Linked DNA regions of Mus musculus: region 1 is linked to region 2. A link is a loop called in an ENCODE intact Hi-C map of the cell type or tissue named here. Cell type or tissue: gastrocnemius. All regions are shown on one strand. Links, peaks and the distances in the headings refer to the core of each region. The heading gives the core; the rest is flanking DNA.

Region 1 (8,328 bases), core at 257-8,256, 51 kb before region 2:
CACCAGGCTTTTAGTTTCTTTGCAAAAGTATGTGTCGTGTTGGGGTGGAGTCCATGCAAATAGATCATTATCATAAATTATTAAGGAATAATAAAACTAGAAAAGCTCCAATATTCTGATTTAGAATTTTAATAATCCACCAAAGAAATGCTGGTACTTTAGTAAAAAAAAAAACTAAAAACAAAACAGCCTCAAAAATTGACTCATTAAGTATGGAAGTGGGAGAGGATGGTCACATAGTGACAATTTTATCCATATCCCTGGAAAACTGCAATGACATCGTTAGATCCATCCCAACTTAAGTCAGCTCTGATTAGATACCCCTCCCCAAACTCTCCATGCCAGGGACTGAACCTATAGCCTCCTGTGTGGGAGGAGAGCATGCTACCACTGAACTATGTCTGAGCAAGATGGATACTATCACTGTCCTCTACTGGTCTGCAGGATGAACCCAAGGACAGGCCTGGGCTTGTTCAACGCTGGCAGCTCATCTGGGGCTTTGTGGCTGTCCCATGACATCTCAGCCAGAACACATTCCAGAGAGCAAGTTAGCAAAGAGCAGCTCAGCTTCCGTGATCTCTGCTGGCTGATGAGGAGCGGGCTTTGTCCCAGGTCTTTTCTTCCCTAGAGTTAATTCTGTCAGAGGAGAACCTAGAGGGATTGTCCCAGCACAGAACGGGGACAGGCAAAGTGCAATGACTTTAAAGGTTATGGTTTGGGGGCTGGTAAAATGCTTTCTATGCAACTGTGAAGACCCGTGTTTGATCCCCAGAACCCACATACAAATTGGTCACAGTGGCACATATGTGTAATCCCAGCCCGGGGAACAGGAGATTGCAGAGACCCTGATTCAGAAAGCAAGGCAGAAGGTACCCAAAACACGCTGACCTGCCCACTCCCCACATGCAGACACATCTACACACATACACTAGCACACATGCACAGGGTAGGGGACAGAGAGAGAGAGAGAGATCTCAGATGTTTGCCTTGGCATTCTAATGGCTTCTTCTTTTCCCACAAGAAGAGGCCCACCAGTGTTTCCCACAAGTGTTTCGGTATGTTTACAGGAAGGGACCAGGACCTGGGCACTGGCCTCCTGACCAAGACAGAGACAGTGGATCTTTGAGGACTCGTCTTGATTGTCAACTTGACTGCATCTGGAATTAACTAAAACCCAAGCAGCTGGTACGCCCGTGAGGTATGTATATATTTTTTCTTAATTAAATCATTTGAAGTGGGAAGGCCCGCTTTTGATCTGGATTTTGGGGTGGAAAAATCGACCTCTAACCCAGCTCTTTTGAGATGGGAGGATCCGCCTTTAACCTGGCCACACCTTCTGCTGGCAGCCTGGATAAAGGGCAGGGAAGGAGGCAGCTTGCTCAGCGCCTGCTTCTTCTTGCCCTTGCTCTCCTGGCAAGTCCATCCCGTCACTGGCATTAGCCCTACATTCCTTTAGACGGAGTCAGATCTTTGAAAAGTTGGATTTTCTTTTCATCATGTTGCTGTGATTAAAAAGAAACGCAACCCAAAAAGTATGTTACATTTATGTATGAAATTGTCACAGTGAAATCTATTAGTCGGTATAATTAAAATCCATTAGTCTGTATAATTAAAATGCTGTAATAATAAAAAAAGAGGATATGAAACAGGAAATTAGCTGGCGGTATCAATCTGGTTGTGAGTTCTGAAACGTTTTTTAGATAATTCATCTGTTCGAGAAAATTACTCCAGCCAGCATGAGTAGAAAGAATTAAATTTTAGCCCCTTGTCTCTGACGTTTAAGAAATAATGACTACAGTTTAGAATAAACGCCCAAAGCAAAGTGAAGATTTAAATTTTATTACTTCATTTATTGTGTGTGCACCTGTATGTCTGGGTGTGGCCAGGTCACAGTGCCATGACACCCGTGTGGGGGTCAGAGTGTAGCTTCTCTCCTTCCACCGTGTGAGACCTGGGGGTCCGACTCGGGTCGTCAGCATGGCGGCAAGCACCCTTACTTGCTGAGTCATATCTTTGGCTCAAGATAAGAATTTAAGTGTTTATTTTACGGGTCGAGTAATGAGTAAGAGGAAAGTTTAATATCTCAACCATTTTAAACCTTTAAGCTTCTGTGTACCCAGCTAGTCATTTCTTGATCTTTGTTAATGTACTTAGGCTTAGGCTGTTTATTGTGAAATAAATTTTTTAAAAAAATCTTTCTGTTTTTTTAGGTTCAGTTCGACTTGCATTGAGACAACGCTGCTGCTGAGTATGGGATACACGCTTGTGATCTCACTTGTGAGCAGCTGGGAGACTAAAGCCGGAGAATTGTCATGAGTTCAAGGCCAGCCTGGGCTACATCTGTAAGACCCAGGGCCAAAAAGCAACAAGAAAATCCCACAAAACATTGCTTCCATGCATTAAAACGAAAGGAAACAAAACAAATCAGCATTAAGGAAATGAGCATCCGCTGATGGCCTCTTAGGAATATGTGTTGGCTTTCAGAGTGGCAGACCCCAAAGCAGGAGATGAAATCTGTGCACACTAGGAAGTGCCTTGAGCCTCTTCTTCCTGCTCAGGTAGCCCTGGGCCTGAGGACCAGGAGAGTTACAGATGGTCATCTTATAGACTGAGGCTTAGCCTCTGTAGCCCATATTTGGTTGCCAGGTCAGTGGCCCTGGTCATTTGGCACGAACCTGGCAGGTCTTTGAAGATTAATTAGTACAAGAGCCTTCACAACCAGACCTGGGACAAGGGCCTCTTGGGGCATCCTCTGATATAAAAGAATCCACCCAGAATGGTGACCAGGGTCTGGGAAGGTCTTCTCTCAGCAAAAACTTTCTTTGCCAGGAGCTAAGTGGCTCTCTCCCTCCGTGGCTCACTATCACCCTGTGAGGTAGAGCTGCAAATTGCAGGGATATTCTGCAATCTTCTCGTGTGCCTGTGTGTGTGTGTGTGTGTGTGTGTGTGTGTGTGTGTGTGTGTGTGTGTTCTCCCTCTTTCGTCCCTACTCTCTCCTTGGCTGGCCATCCTCTGGGCCTCAGCAGATCCTGCTCTGAAGATTGGGATCCTAATCATTTGAATGATATCTAGACCCAGCTCTGGCCTTGGCTTGCTTCCTGTGGCCACTCAAACAACACCAGGCAGAGCTTGTGTTAGGGCTGGGCAGGTGACCGTGAAAAGAGACTCAGTCTAGAACTCAGACAAGGAAACTCTGTTCTTCCTTTGTGACCTCGGACAGACCAGATAGCCTCTGTAGCTGCACCGCTCGCTCCCCAGGGCACTAGTATTTATTAACCCTCCATGTACCAGGCACCATGCTTTGTACATGACATGCACTCTCTTATGAGTCTTATGCAGTGCTGGAACCTGAAACCTTGTGTTCCCCCAAAAGTCATGTGTTGGAGCTCCAACGTGATCTGATCCAGAGGGGTAGCCTTTGGAACTTAAGTCTTGGGGGTTCTGATTTAACGGAATCAGTGCCCTTACAAAAGGGGTGTGCGGGAGTGTGCTTGCTCCGTCAGCATACGGGAGCACAGAAAGGAGGCGTCCTTATGAGCAGCTGCTAGCTTACCTGCAGCACCCTGATCTTGACTTCCAGCCTCTAGATGGCAGTTTGTGTTGTCTAACAACCAGCCTCGGGTGTTTTGTTATAGGAGCCTAAACAGACTAAAGCATAGGCTCCCATGGTAGAACCACCTAACAAGAGAAGAAACAGGCTTATAAGGATATGTGACTCACCTGAGGCCACACGGCTAGCTAGAAAGTGATAGAGCTCGGGGTCAGGCTTTAGGCAGTGGAACATCACAGCGTGGATGAACCAGAATCCTCACATCACCAGAATTCTCCGTATTAAAGGGATCATGACATCGGCAATAATGCTGGTGGTGATGATGATGAGGTGGTGGTGGTGGTGGAGTAGGAGGAGGTTGGTGGTGATAATGATGCTGGTGATGATCATGATGATGACAGGGTGATGCTGATAATAAAATTCGATAGATTATTACCTACTAAGATTCTGGGGAAATTTGCCAACGTAGTAAAAGTATACACACAGTTTGATGTCTCGTTGTCATGACCCTGCTCACCTAGGAAATTGAAGAAATGCCTGTTCTCCAGGAGGGAGGGACAGGCAATGCCAGATTCTTGCCTCTGTCTTCTGTCTCCATCTGTAAATGCAGACAGCTAGAAGATGGCCGCGGCACATCATTGTCCCCTCGGTCTTTGGAGGGGGAGGGGGTGACAAATGGACCACATGACACGCATTTTGCACGGCCACCCTTCCTCTGGAGACCATAGAGCAGCCGGTTATTTTCCTGGGAAACAACTCTATCCAGCAGACATCTGTTACTCCGAGGCGATTTGTATGCCATAACAGTTTAAAAAACAGGGTTTCGATGCTTAAATAAGAAGAAAACAGTTTGCCTACGTTGCAAAACAGTAATACAAACTGAGCTAGAATTAGCACAAGGGAAACATTTATCTTCTATCTAATCTCCAAACAAGACTTTGGGGGAATAGTGTGTAATTATGTTTATTGGCATGGGAAGGCATTCACTATATATCACTAAGGGGAAAAAAAAACCCACTGTTTGTAAACACGAAACTAGACTTTTGGAAGTGGCAGGGGCTCTGCCCCTGGGCAGCGACCGGGCTCCCTCTACGTGCCTCGCAGACCAAAAGGAAGATAGGACCAAGACTGACTGTCCTGCAGCCTCTCTCTTGTGAAACAGGACACATTTCCATTTTCGTGTGTGTGTGTGTGTGTGTGTGTGTGTGTGTGTGTGTGTGTACACGTGTGGAAGCCAGAGAACCAGGACACATTTTCTTTTTCATGTGTATACATGTGTGAACATGTGTGTGGAGGCCAGAGGTCATCTTTGGACATCGTTTCTTCAGGTGCCATCCACCATATTTTTTCCCATGGGGTCTTTCGCTGGCTTAGAATTCACCAGGTAGGCTAGGACTAGCTGGCCGGTGAGCCCCAGAAATTCACTTCCCCATCTCCCTGGCATTCTATGACAAGTGTGCACTGCCACCTGGCTTTTTGGTGTGAGTTCTGGGGACTGGACTCAGGTTCTCATGCTTGCAGGGCAAGTGAGCCTGAGCCATCTCTGCAGCTTCCAGAGACATGTTTTCTAAATAGAAATAAATAGCCCGGAGCTTTGCTGGAGCTGGAGGCTGGCCCAGTTTGGTGCAAGGAAAGGTCTTGAATTGCCAGGTCTTGAAGACCTAATTCTGGTTCTGGTGCCCCTGGGTACAGCTCTAAGGACCTGTGAAGGTTTCAGCAATTGTGAAGGTTTCTGCAACCCCGAAGATCAGTTCCCCACAGAGCCCAGGAGAATCACAGCTGCTGTGGTGTGGTGTCGACTGTGATGTGAGAGGAGAGGGTGGAGGTGTGACCCTCTGATCCTCTGGTCTGCACTGTTATGCCAATGGCATGGGCTATAAACGAGATCAATTGAACTTTTCAGATCCAAGCTGTTTCTGCATTCATACACTCAACCCAGGGAATGTTCTCTATGACCGGTGTCACACAATGTCACACAGTGTCACCAACAGTGAGCTGACCACTGCGTTCACTAGGAAACAGACCTGGCCCCTGCCCCTGGGGAGACAGAACTGGACAAAGTAAAAGAAAGCCTGGAGAAGCCCAAAGGGGGTGATCCAAGGGTCTCCCAGGGGCTTGCAGTTAGCCTGAGGCTTGATGCGTGGGAAGAAATGGTCCAAGGTCAAGAGGTGGCTACCCTCAAGCAAAGGAGGGCATCATGCAAAGGTAGCCAAAAGTAGCATGTAGTGCCTGCTTGCAGATCTGACACAAGGTCCAGGAGGCTTGGAAGGATGAGCCCTGGGGATTGCAGGAGGCAAAGTACAAGTGAACTCTCTGATCTTGCAGCCCTAAGGCCACAGTTGTGCCCTAAATTTTCACTCTGAGGAGGAGGAGAAGGAGGAGGGGGGAGGGGGAGGGGAAGGGGGAAGAGGAGGAAGAAGAAGAACGTGAAAGAGACTCAAACAGGGTGAGCACATCTGACCATTTGTTGTGCTTCTAACAGATGCTGGGCCAAATGGGGGTTCGGGGAAGCTAGAGCAGCCACTGATCTGGAACAAGGCTGCTTGATCAGGACACTGTGCCAATGGAGACGGAAGCATGGTATAGCACAGTGGATCTGGAAGAGGAGTCTAGAAGGCTTGGGCTGTCCAAGCATGAAGACCCAAGTTCGGATCCCCAGCACCCCATCAATGCCAGACATAGTGACTATGCCTGTAACCCTAGACCTGAGAAAGCAGGAACAAAAAATGACAAGATAGGGAGCAACTGAGGCCACACTGCACCCTGACCTCTGCGTGGTAATGCATGCCTCCACATATGCATACAGACGTGAACACACAAGCGTGTACCAAGAAAGAAAACAAAACCAAACACTGGGGATGACTCCACAACATGCCACATGTTGAGGTGAGGCAGGCAGGAAGTCTTGGTTACCCAGCTGCCTCCATCCTTTGGCTTTGTGAGAATCTGAAAACGGCTGCCTTTCTCGGTGGCCGCAGCCTTGGGACACCACCCCTCCAGTCCAGTGTCCAGCCCAGTTACCACCTACACAGCCCTCATCCAGAGGCTCCCACAAGAGGGACCCAGAGCTTTCCACGTGACTTTGGTGGGCTTCCTAGGAGAGGCCACAGTATCTCCTCAAGGGTTAGGGCCCACCTCAGCATCCGAGTTTCTTTCTCTGTGCCCTCGCTAGCCATTGGCCTCTTTGCAGTGCTGACCGCCTCGGACAGAGAGACAATTAAAAATGAACCCCCTGAAAGCTAATGGTCTGAGACCATGCAGCACTTAAGTGACCATCCGCAGGCCAAATGAAAGTAAATAGTAGCGGATGTGAATCCGGACTGTGCTCTGTGCTCGCCTAACAGTTTGCAAAGCGGATAAACAAAGTGTTCCCCGCATGGCAGAGTGGAGCCTGGGAGCTGGCTATCAGTTAATCAGCTTCAAACTCTGTGACACGTGACAGGATGCATGTCCCTGTCCCTGTCGGCACAGCTCTGGGGGGACCCTTTGCTCTTCCTCATCTGAGGCTGAAATGAGAGGCTCACCCCGAGAACAGAGCTCACCCACCATTATCCATCCGAAGCTCTGCATCTCCCCTTCACACCCCCAGTACAACCGAGCCTATGGGTCTCAGGGTGGAGTACAATTGGCCAGTCATGCCCCATCATCTTTGGGGCCAGTTGCATCACCACCTGACCAGCTGTTTCCACTATTTTCTCCCATGGCATTCTCGTTGTACCCATTATTTGGCCCAGGATGTATGTAGTAGGTGTTCATTAAATTCCTGTTGGGGGAGAAATGAGCATTCTTGCCAAAAGCCAGCATTCACCCCAGCCCAGCCTTGCAAAGGTTCTGTTCCATGAGGGGATAGGCCGAAAGGAAGCTGGGTCAGAAGACAGGCGTGGCTTCACCCCCAGGTTCTGCCCCTTACAAGCATGTATTTGTAAGGATTTGCCATTCCACTTGGTGTTCTCACCCCAAATCTCTTTGGGGAGGAGGCTAAGAGAAGGAAGCTCCAGTGGTTCGGGTCACCAATAGAAAGGAGTCTACAGTGGGAAAGCCACAGCAGGAGCGGGAGATCGCTCCACAGGTAAGGGCGCTTCCTGCAAGCCTGACAACACCTGAGCTCAATTCCTGGGTCTCATATGGTGAGAGGCAGGAACCACCGTTTGCAAGCTGTCCTCTGATCTACATATATGTGCTATCATGTGCTCTCTCTCTCTCTCTCTCTCTCTCTCTCTCTCTCTCTCTCACACGCGCACACACACACACGCACACACACAATTTTAACACTAAAGAGAAGACAGTATAGAAGCCTCAGGGAGGGAATCACCATGGCTTGCTCTCAGAAAGCCAGGCTGAGTGACCATAAAGGAAGAGGAAAATGTTCCCCGATGGTGCTCTCTACAGGTGGGAAATGGAAATGGGGGTGTACACTGGGAACAAGCAGGTGACAGGCACTTGTGAGTGGCCTGAGACAACGCAGCAGGGAATAGAGAGAGCCTGAGAGCCACAAGAGATGATGCCGTTCCCTGCCTGCGGCATCAGCGTAGCAAGAGTTTAAACAGATGCCCAGGCAAAGACAGCAAGATGGACCCATGGCCTGCAGGCTGAGTGCAGAGGTCTCTGGAGACCGTTGTACTAAGCATGTCTTTTGATTCTGCTGCTGTGATATCTGCGACCTTGATGACCTGAGGCTGCTCCTCCCAGAGCTGGCCAGTTTCTAGGCCATAAGCTACTGGACTGCATCCTTCATACACAAACCAACCATGTTGGTGCCTACCAACTACACTAAACCA
Region 2 (8,328 bases), core at 125-8,124:
CTACCACGGCCAGTTTTATGTTGTCCTAGGGGTTGAATTCAGAGAGTTGTGCCTGCTAAGTAAGCAGTCTCTTAATTGAGCTACTCCCTGTGTGTGCTGGTGGACATTGTGCTGGTCCATGGTGTCTTTTCTCAGGCACTGTCCACCTTGTCTTTTGATAGATTCTCTCCCCAGCCTGGGAGTGTTAAACAGGCTAGACTCACTGGCCAGTGTGTTCCAGGGATCCACGTGTCTCAGTACTGGGATTACCACCCTCAGAGTTCTGGAGATCCAGCCCTGGTCCTGATGTTGAATAAACATCCCTTCACCAACCTGCTCTCTTTCTATGCTCCATCCGATGCATTCCTTGAGAACAAAAGGAATGTGTTCCTGAAGGGTCAACCTCACATCTGGTAGTCCGGAATATAGCTTATAATGATCAATACTTTCTGAGGAATGAGCTAAGCTAAGCACCTGATCAAGAGGTGCTGAAAGGAAAAAAGGGAGCCACTGAAAACAGGTGACAATCGCTGAGAATATACGGCAACCCAATAAGGAAAAAAGGCACAAAGGGATGAATGGAAGGAAGGAGCAACTCAATGGAGGAGACTGACATCTCAGGACGGCTGGCTGAGGAAGCTGGGAAGGAAAGGGGACTGTAAGATTCGAGAAACGAAAGCTTTTAGTCACAGGTTTACAATGAATTGAGGGGGAAATAAGACCAGGAATTCCCAGATGGAGGAGAAGGGCAGGGGGGAAGCTGTCACCCGCATATTTATTCATTAACTATTTAACAAGGTGGCTGAGGAGATGTGTATCCAGGTAGCTCCAGAGGAGGGCCCAAGACAGGTTAATCTTGTATGCTTCTTTGGAGATGAGTAGCCCTAAAGTAGTCCCCCGTTCCTGGGGTCCCAATTTCTGAGACAACCCACTCTTGGGCTCAGAGGACCAGTCAGGCCCAGAAGGACACCCTCAAGGAGACAGGGATAACCAATAGCTCTGCAGGCAGAGCAAGGGGCAGTAAACTGGGTTGAAAAGAAGGACAGATCAGACAGAGAGGCAGCAAGGCGACCCTGAGCACTCAGCATGGCCCTCAAGAAATGGGAGCCAGGTCCAAAGAAAAAAATTGTCCCTGAATGTCTGCACAGACTGTTTCACGTAGTAGACGCCTCCTGACAGCTCTTATCAAGGGGCTGCTGCTATTGCCTGCCTGAGGCCCCTCTTCTCTCACTGCCACCCGCCGGGCTGCTGCAGTGGACAGCTAGCTATCTGGGGGAAGCAGAAGCGACCACAATAAATTTAGTACCGTCTAAACGAGTCCTCAGAAGCCAGCATTAGGAGGGTTTCCCAGGAAAGCAAGGGGCAGGCAAGCAAGGGGCAGGCAAGCAAGGCTCTAGGCAATGGCCAGCTCAGACCCTGCCTGGGCATCTAAGAAAATGAAAGACAAAATATGGACAAGTGACAGCCATTGAAGCCACATCGCACCTCCTGTCCACCCATGTCATCCACAGGCTGCTCATAGTGGAACCCAAGCAGATCGAGCTGACGTCATCTGGACAAAAAGGCCATCTCCTCCTGGCCTCTCCACATTTGGAGGCTAGCCTTGCTCTCTTCCAAGCCCCAGGTCCACCCCATGAGTCTCTACAGAGGAAAGTTTCCCTAACTGCCAAGACGCTCCACTGTAAAACTGTTAAGAACAAATTCGTTAAATTTCTGTACAGACTAAAAACATAAGCCCAGCAGTAACTCTGAAAGCTTTGCCAAGGTTTAATAGGATAATGTAAAGCGGACTTCTCTGACAGACCACCCAGCAGTCTGCCTGGAGGGGTGTGGCTTTTACTTTGGTTCTGAGGTAGGCGCTCCTCAGGTGTTAGCAGTGTGGGTTGTGGGTACAAGCCAGGGTCCTCTGGGGGTTCCTCACACTTCAGCACAAAAATCACTTGGGGTACTTGCTAAAAAACGAAGCTGTGACTCTTCCTGCTCCCCTTGGTTCCCCAAGATGGAACTGGGGTCTGACTTTTATCAAGGCCCCCTGCTTCCCCTACCTGATAGGCAGAACATAGAGCCTCCAACTGCGAACCTTAGAAACAGGTGGGGCTTCCAGCTCTCTACTTACAGATGCCATCTTTGATGAGATTTAACTCTTTCAGCCTCACATAGAATGCTCTGGGGGAGAGAGGCTTGCAGTCAAGCCCAGCCCAGGCTCCCGCAGGGGTACGGCCAGCTTTGGTGGGGCTTCAGTAGGATACTCTGGAAAACCTCTTTAAAAGCGAAGTTCAGGCGGGGTGTTGCTCTGGGGCAGGCCATTTGCCTACATATACAAGGCCTTGGGCACACCTCTAGCACCACAAGAAAAAAAAAAAAAAACATCAAAATTACCTTCTCCCAAATCCTTAACTGTCCTGCAGACGGCTTGCCTGCTGCACAGCATCTCTGTAAGGAGCCCTCACCCTCCCTCCTTTCTCACTTGGCTCCTTTTCTTGATGTTGGGTGGTGATGATAGTGACCAAACTGGCAGGGGCTCGTGTCCTTTCACAGGGCAGCAGAACTTATACCCACAGATTTCAAGGAAATTGGGCTCTGGCCATATAGACATCCAACACCAAGCACTGCTATTTCCCTGCTGGCCTTTGTATCACTGGTGTGGGCAAGCTTCATCAGGGTTAGTCTGTTGCCCTGGAACAGATACATGCTAGCAATGACTGTGAAACTGCCTTTCAGTTTGGGATTGCAATCTGGCCGTATGCAAAAGCATCCCAAATCCAGGTATCTGTCACAATTCAGTGGTTCTATTTGTATTATATTCTGGCCAAATATAATTTTAAGCAGCAAGCAACCTAGGCAAGGCTAGACGGAACTCCCCTACATGATGGAAAAAGAAAGAAAAGGAAACTAGTAAGCCCCACACCTTTATCATGTATCCAGCATTGCACTTGGGGCTTCTCAGGTTTAACTGCTGATCCTACTATTAGTAATGTAAGCATATCCTTATCAGAATTAAAACCTGTAGTTAATGGCTAGCAACACGGTTCAGTGGGTAAGGATGCTTACATCCAAACCTGACGGCTTGATTTTGACTACTGGGACCTATCGGTAGAAGAAAACTGATTTCCATAAGTCATCCTCTAACCTCCACATACAAGCTGTAGCATGCAAACACACATATGCACACACACACACACACAGAGACGCACACGAGCACACACATACACATGATAAATATGATCTAAAATAAAATTTAAGTATGTAGTTAAGTCCACAGCTTCCTGAAATCCACTGTTCCAGCCTTGATGTCTGACATATGTTGATATGTCCCACCACAGTTCATTTCAGTCCACCTATGACGTAGCAACCAGTTCCCAGATGCCCTGAACATTTAGCAATTGGTTCTTGCAAGCTACACTGAGCCAGCACCAGCACAGCTCTGCGGCACAGAAAGGTCCAAGGACATTCATTATTCAGTGTGGCGGAGTGGCAGAGTCAAGGTTGGAGTTTAACTCCGGTGCCTAGAATCTGACCACCACTCAGTGTCAGCCATCAGCATCACAAGGGAATGTGACCACTCGGGAACACTAATGGAGCATTTCAACGCATATTAAGACAACAGTGCAAACTCTTTACAATAACTCTATGGAATCTGACTTTAGTGGGGTTGTCTTAAATAATTAATGAAATGATTTGCATGTGGCTGATGGGGGGGGGGGAGTCTCCAATTAAGCACTTAAAGCTACCCTTTGCACATCCCCAGTCACAAAGAAGTTGCACAGCTGTCGAGTGGTGGCCAAGGGATTGGGTCTATGTCTGATTGCAGCCGCTTAACCACGTTTGATATTTACGTGAAAAGAGGAAACCGGCTAAAGCGTAGTGAATCTCTGGGCGACAGAAAAGCAAGCCTTTGAACCCCGAACCCAGAGTCAAGCAAATAAACCTACGTTTAAAAAAATCCATCAGCTAAGAGTAGAGCAGGTTACCCAACACCCTGGCTTTAGAGCCCCACCCCTCCGACGCGGCTGCTCTAATGGTGAAGACAAGAGAAAGCACACAAGGTGTCAACACAGCTCCTGGCCACAACCTAAGCCATCAAAGAGTGTTAGGTGTTATTAAGAACAAAAAGGATGGCACGATTCAAATCACCATTTCTGCACCGTGGGTTCTTTGTCTTGCCAAGTTGCCCCAAACTGTGGGTCAGGCAGGTTCAGGGGGAAAAACAAAGTGACTCCCCCGCCGTGTCACACAAGTTCCTCCCCCGCCCTGGTGTGCAGCCACCTTGGGACTCCACTTTTTTTGGCGCCGCGGGGCCGGCCACTCCGGGGATGCAGAGGTCCGGCGGAGCATCCTTCCCATTCCGCCCGAGAAAGAGGCTGCACGCAGGAGGGAAGCCTGGCTTCCCACGCTGCCTCGGAGTGAGGGGCTGTTAATGTGTCTCCCGTGGTTCCCAGACCTTCTCTAGAAAGAAAGCTGCTCTGACTCCCGCTTCAAGCCCAACTTCCTCCCCGGGCGGCTCCCCGGCTCTGCGCTCCCGCCGCGGCTGGGACAGAGCGAGCGGGGAGGAGCGCGGCTGCTGTCCGGGCGGCACAGCGAGCCGCGCCAGGGGACCCGGCGACCCCGTCCTTCCCGCGCCCAAGCGCCCGCAACCGCTTACCAGACGGCGGCCGCTTCCTGCTCAGTCGGCTCACGGCGCGGGTGAACATCGCCGCGGGCGTCCAGAGGACGGAGCAGCCGGGCAGCGCGGCGGCTAAGCCCGAAGAGGGCAAGGAGGAGGAGGAGCCCGCGCGACGCCGCCCCTCCAGGCTCCGCCCGCCGCCTCCTCCCCGCCGCGCTCCCCTCTCCCTGCCCACCCGCGCCCGTGGGCACTGGGTCCAGCCCTCAGTTACCCGCGCAGGGCAGGGCGCGGTGGCCCCGGGTGACCCTCAGCTCCCGCGCACATCCCGGTCCCTCCCCTCGCGGCCTGGAGACATACAGCGTTCGGTGTCCCTGCCAGGCCCGAGTCACCTCCCAGATCGCCCCCGGGTCTACCCGATTCCGTGGGCGCGCGGCCTGCTCACGCCGCGAATGCCCGGGAGGCGTCACCAGAGTCCCGAGCCAAGCCGCCGCGAGTGGGCGCCCACTCTGGCCCACGCCACGCCTGTGCCGGGGCTTCCAAGCCCCGGGACAAACCTCGGAGAACGCTGTCTGGAGCCTCTGCGGTTTCAGAGTGGATCTGAGCGCGCCAGCACATTTTTTAACTTGGACGACACTTGGGTGCAGTCTCAGGAGAACCTTTGCGCTCAACTACCGGAATCCTGTAGATCCCAGCGCCGGGCTCAACGCTCCTCCTGGTGCCAGTCACCTGCTCAGCGCCGCGCTCCACGCTCATCTAGTTTCCCATTTCTTTTTACCAAACAGCCCAAGAGGGGGGTGTCGTTAGCCCCATTTTCTTGAGCATTCGGTTTGCAAGGAATTGTCTTTCTGGCGAGTTTTATTTTTCTCCTTGTGGGTCTGGCTTTGTCTCGAAATTGGTCTTTATTTTTAGCTGTGCTAATTGCTATTTTTCTAAACCATTCCCCAGTCGCCCCCCCAACCCCCCGCGCGCGTTCTTTCGCAGGATTTTCACTAGTTGGCACTTTCCTTTATATCTTCTATTCTGAGCTTCCCATTTTGCTCTATTTTCCTCCCTTTTTGTCCACCCTGCAGTCCCAACGCCACCTCAGCCCTGGCCCTCTGTGGTTATTCACCATCTCTCTGCCTACCCTTCCCCACTCCATCATTTCCAAACACGGCCATTTGTGCTATCCAAAGAGGATGTTCCGTCCCCTGAAGGCTGCAGAGGTCTTCAGCTGCGGCTTGCAGGTGAGCACCATCAGTGTGGCTTCCAAGCCGGGGTTTCTGAATGTCTCCAGCTGCTATTGCCGCCCGCCCCCCCCCCAAGCTTCCTGGCCATTGAAATAGCTCTTGGGTCATAGGCTCTGTAAAAGCTGAGCCTAAACCGACACAGACACAGACATAATGGTGCTCTCCTTTAATCCCAGCAACCCCAGCACTCCGGAGGCAGAAGCAGGAAGATTCTTTGAGTTAGAGGACACCCTGATATACATAGCAATGTCTAAGGCAGCTACATAGAGAGTCAGAAGGAAGGAGTCAGAAGGGAGGGAGGGAGGGAGGGAGGGAGGGAGGGAGGGAGGGAGAGAGAGAGGGAAAGAGGAAGGGAAGGGAATGAAGGAAGGAAGGAAGGAGAGAGAGAAGGCAAAACCAAACCATCCCAGTGGGATCACTGCATTCTGAGAACAGTAACAAAATTTTCCCTGCCCACCTCCATTGAAAGCGTCCCCAGAGGCTGATCACAAATACACCGAAGCTAACACAGGAAAGGAGGAGACTCTAGCACAATGGAGTAGAAGTTAGACACAGGCAGCCAAAGCCAGCAGCACTAGCAGCCAGGTTCTTCCCACCGTGCCGGCAGCAAGCCTGGTGTGGTCTAAGACATGCTCCGAGGGAGGCCGTACTGAGAGAACAGCTCCAAGCTTCTTAGACAATGGGAAATAATGGGGAAGGTTAGCAGCTTTAGGTCCCCTTCTCCGTCCTGTGAGCTTGTCAAAAGACCGGGGCTAAGAGTGAGTAAACAATTTAATTTTCTTTTTTGTTTGACTCACAAAATCGGTACTGGGAGCTGGAGAGATGGCTCAGTGATTCAGAGCGCTTGCTCTTGCAGAGCACTGGGGTTCAATTCCCAGCACCCATGTCCTCTCACAGTCATCTGTAACTCCAGTCCCAGGGGATCTGATGTCCTCCTCTGACGTCTGCAAGCTCCAGACGCACGTACGCTACACATTCATACCTGGCAGACAAAACACTCACATACATAATGTCCAAAGATCCAAAAGCCAACATTCACGTGTCGTGTGCATCAGACCCAGAATAAAGTAAAAGGCCTATGCTGAGATACAGCTCTGATCCTGGGGATTGAGGTGGAGGCAGAGGCTGCTGGATCTCTGTGAGTTTGAGGCCAGACTGATCTACATAGAGAGTTCCAGAATAGCCAGGGCTACACCGTGAGATCCTGTCTCAGAACAAAATAAAACAAGTAGGAGGGGAAGAGCCCCCCCCTCAAGCTGTCAGAGCAGGATCACCTTTTCACACAGGTATGTTCTAGGCACAATCTCTGTCCCAAGCGAAACACACATCCTCCGAGGGATCCCCAAGTCTCTCTCCCTCTGCAGCTTCTCATTTACACCCTCAAAAGCAATGATGGCAGCTGATTGGCCCAAAAGGTAAACAGGTTAGGCCCCATTCCTCCCACTGCTGGCTGTACATTTAGATCAAGGACCACCTATCACAGCAGACAAGAAGCAGTGGCCTTGGAGTTCTTCCAATAGGTTGGAATTTCAGAGAGTAAGCTTTACTGGTCAGTTGCCTTGTTCTACCCAGGAATTTAAAACTCTGAGGATGGGCGAGATGGCTCAGTAGGTACCAGAACCCACGTGGTGGAAAGAGAGATCCGACTCCTGAAAACTGTCCTCTGACTCCCACATTCACACCATGACACATGCACTCGTGTTTTGTTTGTTGAAATGGGGTCTCTCTAATGCAGCTCTGCCTGGCAGTCTTAGAACTCTCTACATAGACCAGGCTAGCCTTGAAGTTTACAGAGCTCCACCTGCCTCTGCCTTCCTAGTGCTGGGATTAAAGGCAATATGCCACTACACCCAGCCCAATATGTATACTCTTAAAACACTTATACAGTGTGGGGACTAGAGAGGTGTGTCCGTGATTAGAACACTTGTTGCACTTGCAGAGGCCCTGGAGTCAATGCTCAGGAGCCACATCGTGACTCACAACCACCTGTAACTCCAGTTGCAGAGAATCTAACAAGCATGCATGTGGCATACATGCATGCATGTGTGCAAGGAAAACATTCACACACATAAAGTAAGGTAAAAATATCTAAATAAATAAATAAGTGTTGTAAAATTCTGTTAAGTCTGGCTAGTGCTGTATAGTTCAGTTGCTAAGCAAGCACCAAGCTGTGGGTTTGATCTCCAGCACTAAGTAGAACAGGGGTATGTGATGAATAGTGACTGTACATATCTGTAACGCCAGCACTCGGGAGGAGGAGTCAGGAGGGTCAGAGAATTAAGATCACCCTTGACTACATAGTGAATTTAAAGCTAGTCTGTGCTACATGAAACTCAGTCAAAAAAAAAAAAAAAAACAAAAAAAACCAAAAACGTTAAACTGTTAATAATTGTCTTCATTTTGTGACATACATACACAATTGTATATAATACATATGTATTTACATGGGAGTATGTATGTGAAACCCTTTGAGGTAGGGCTGAATATACAAATGGATCAACTCTAGGCTCCAAGTCA

What was found. A loop is a pair of places that touch in the nucleus more often than their neighbours do. Peaks named below come from ENCODE experiments on the same cell type or tissue, not always from the same donor. Only the 100,000 strongest peaks of a DNase experiment are listed, where the experiment ranks them.
Region 1: it touches region 2 in a loop (2.0-fold over the local background); 7 of 42 quality-filtered maps call a loop at or near these places.

What each region holds. Positions count from the first base shown.
Region 1 is chr7:128,362,618-128,370,945 of GRCm38, forward strand. It overlaps Gm39092 (a long non-coding RNA gene), which reads right to left and starts at 4,393. Exons shown (of 3, transcript XR_869958.2): 1 at 4,068-4,393; 2 at 3,721-3,958. In gastrocnemius, for the core only: no CTCF peak of the experiment used is centred there; a DNase peak (open chromatin) is centred at 4,219.
Region 2 is chr7:128,413,445-128,421,772 of GRCm38, forward strand. It overlaps Rgs10 (regulator of G-protein signalling 10), which reads right to left and starts at 4,728. Exons shown (of 5, transcript NM_026418.2): 1 at 4,622-4,728. The coding sequence starts at 4,670. In gastrocnemius, for the core only: no CTCF peak of the experiment used is centred there; DNase peaks (open chromatin) are centred at 4,290 and 4,766; H3K4me3 peaks cover 2,518 bases; H3K27ac peaks cover 1,159 bases.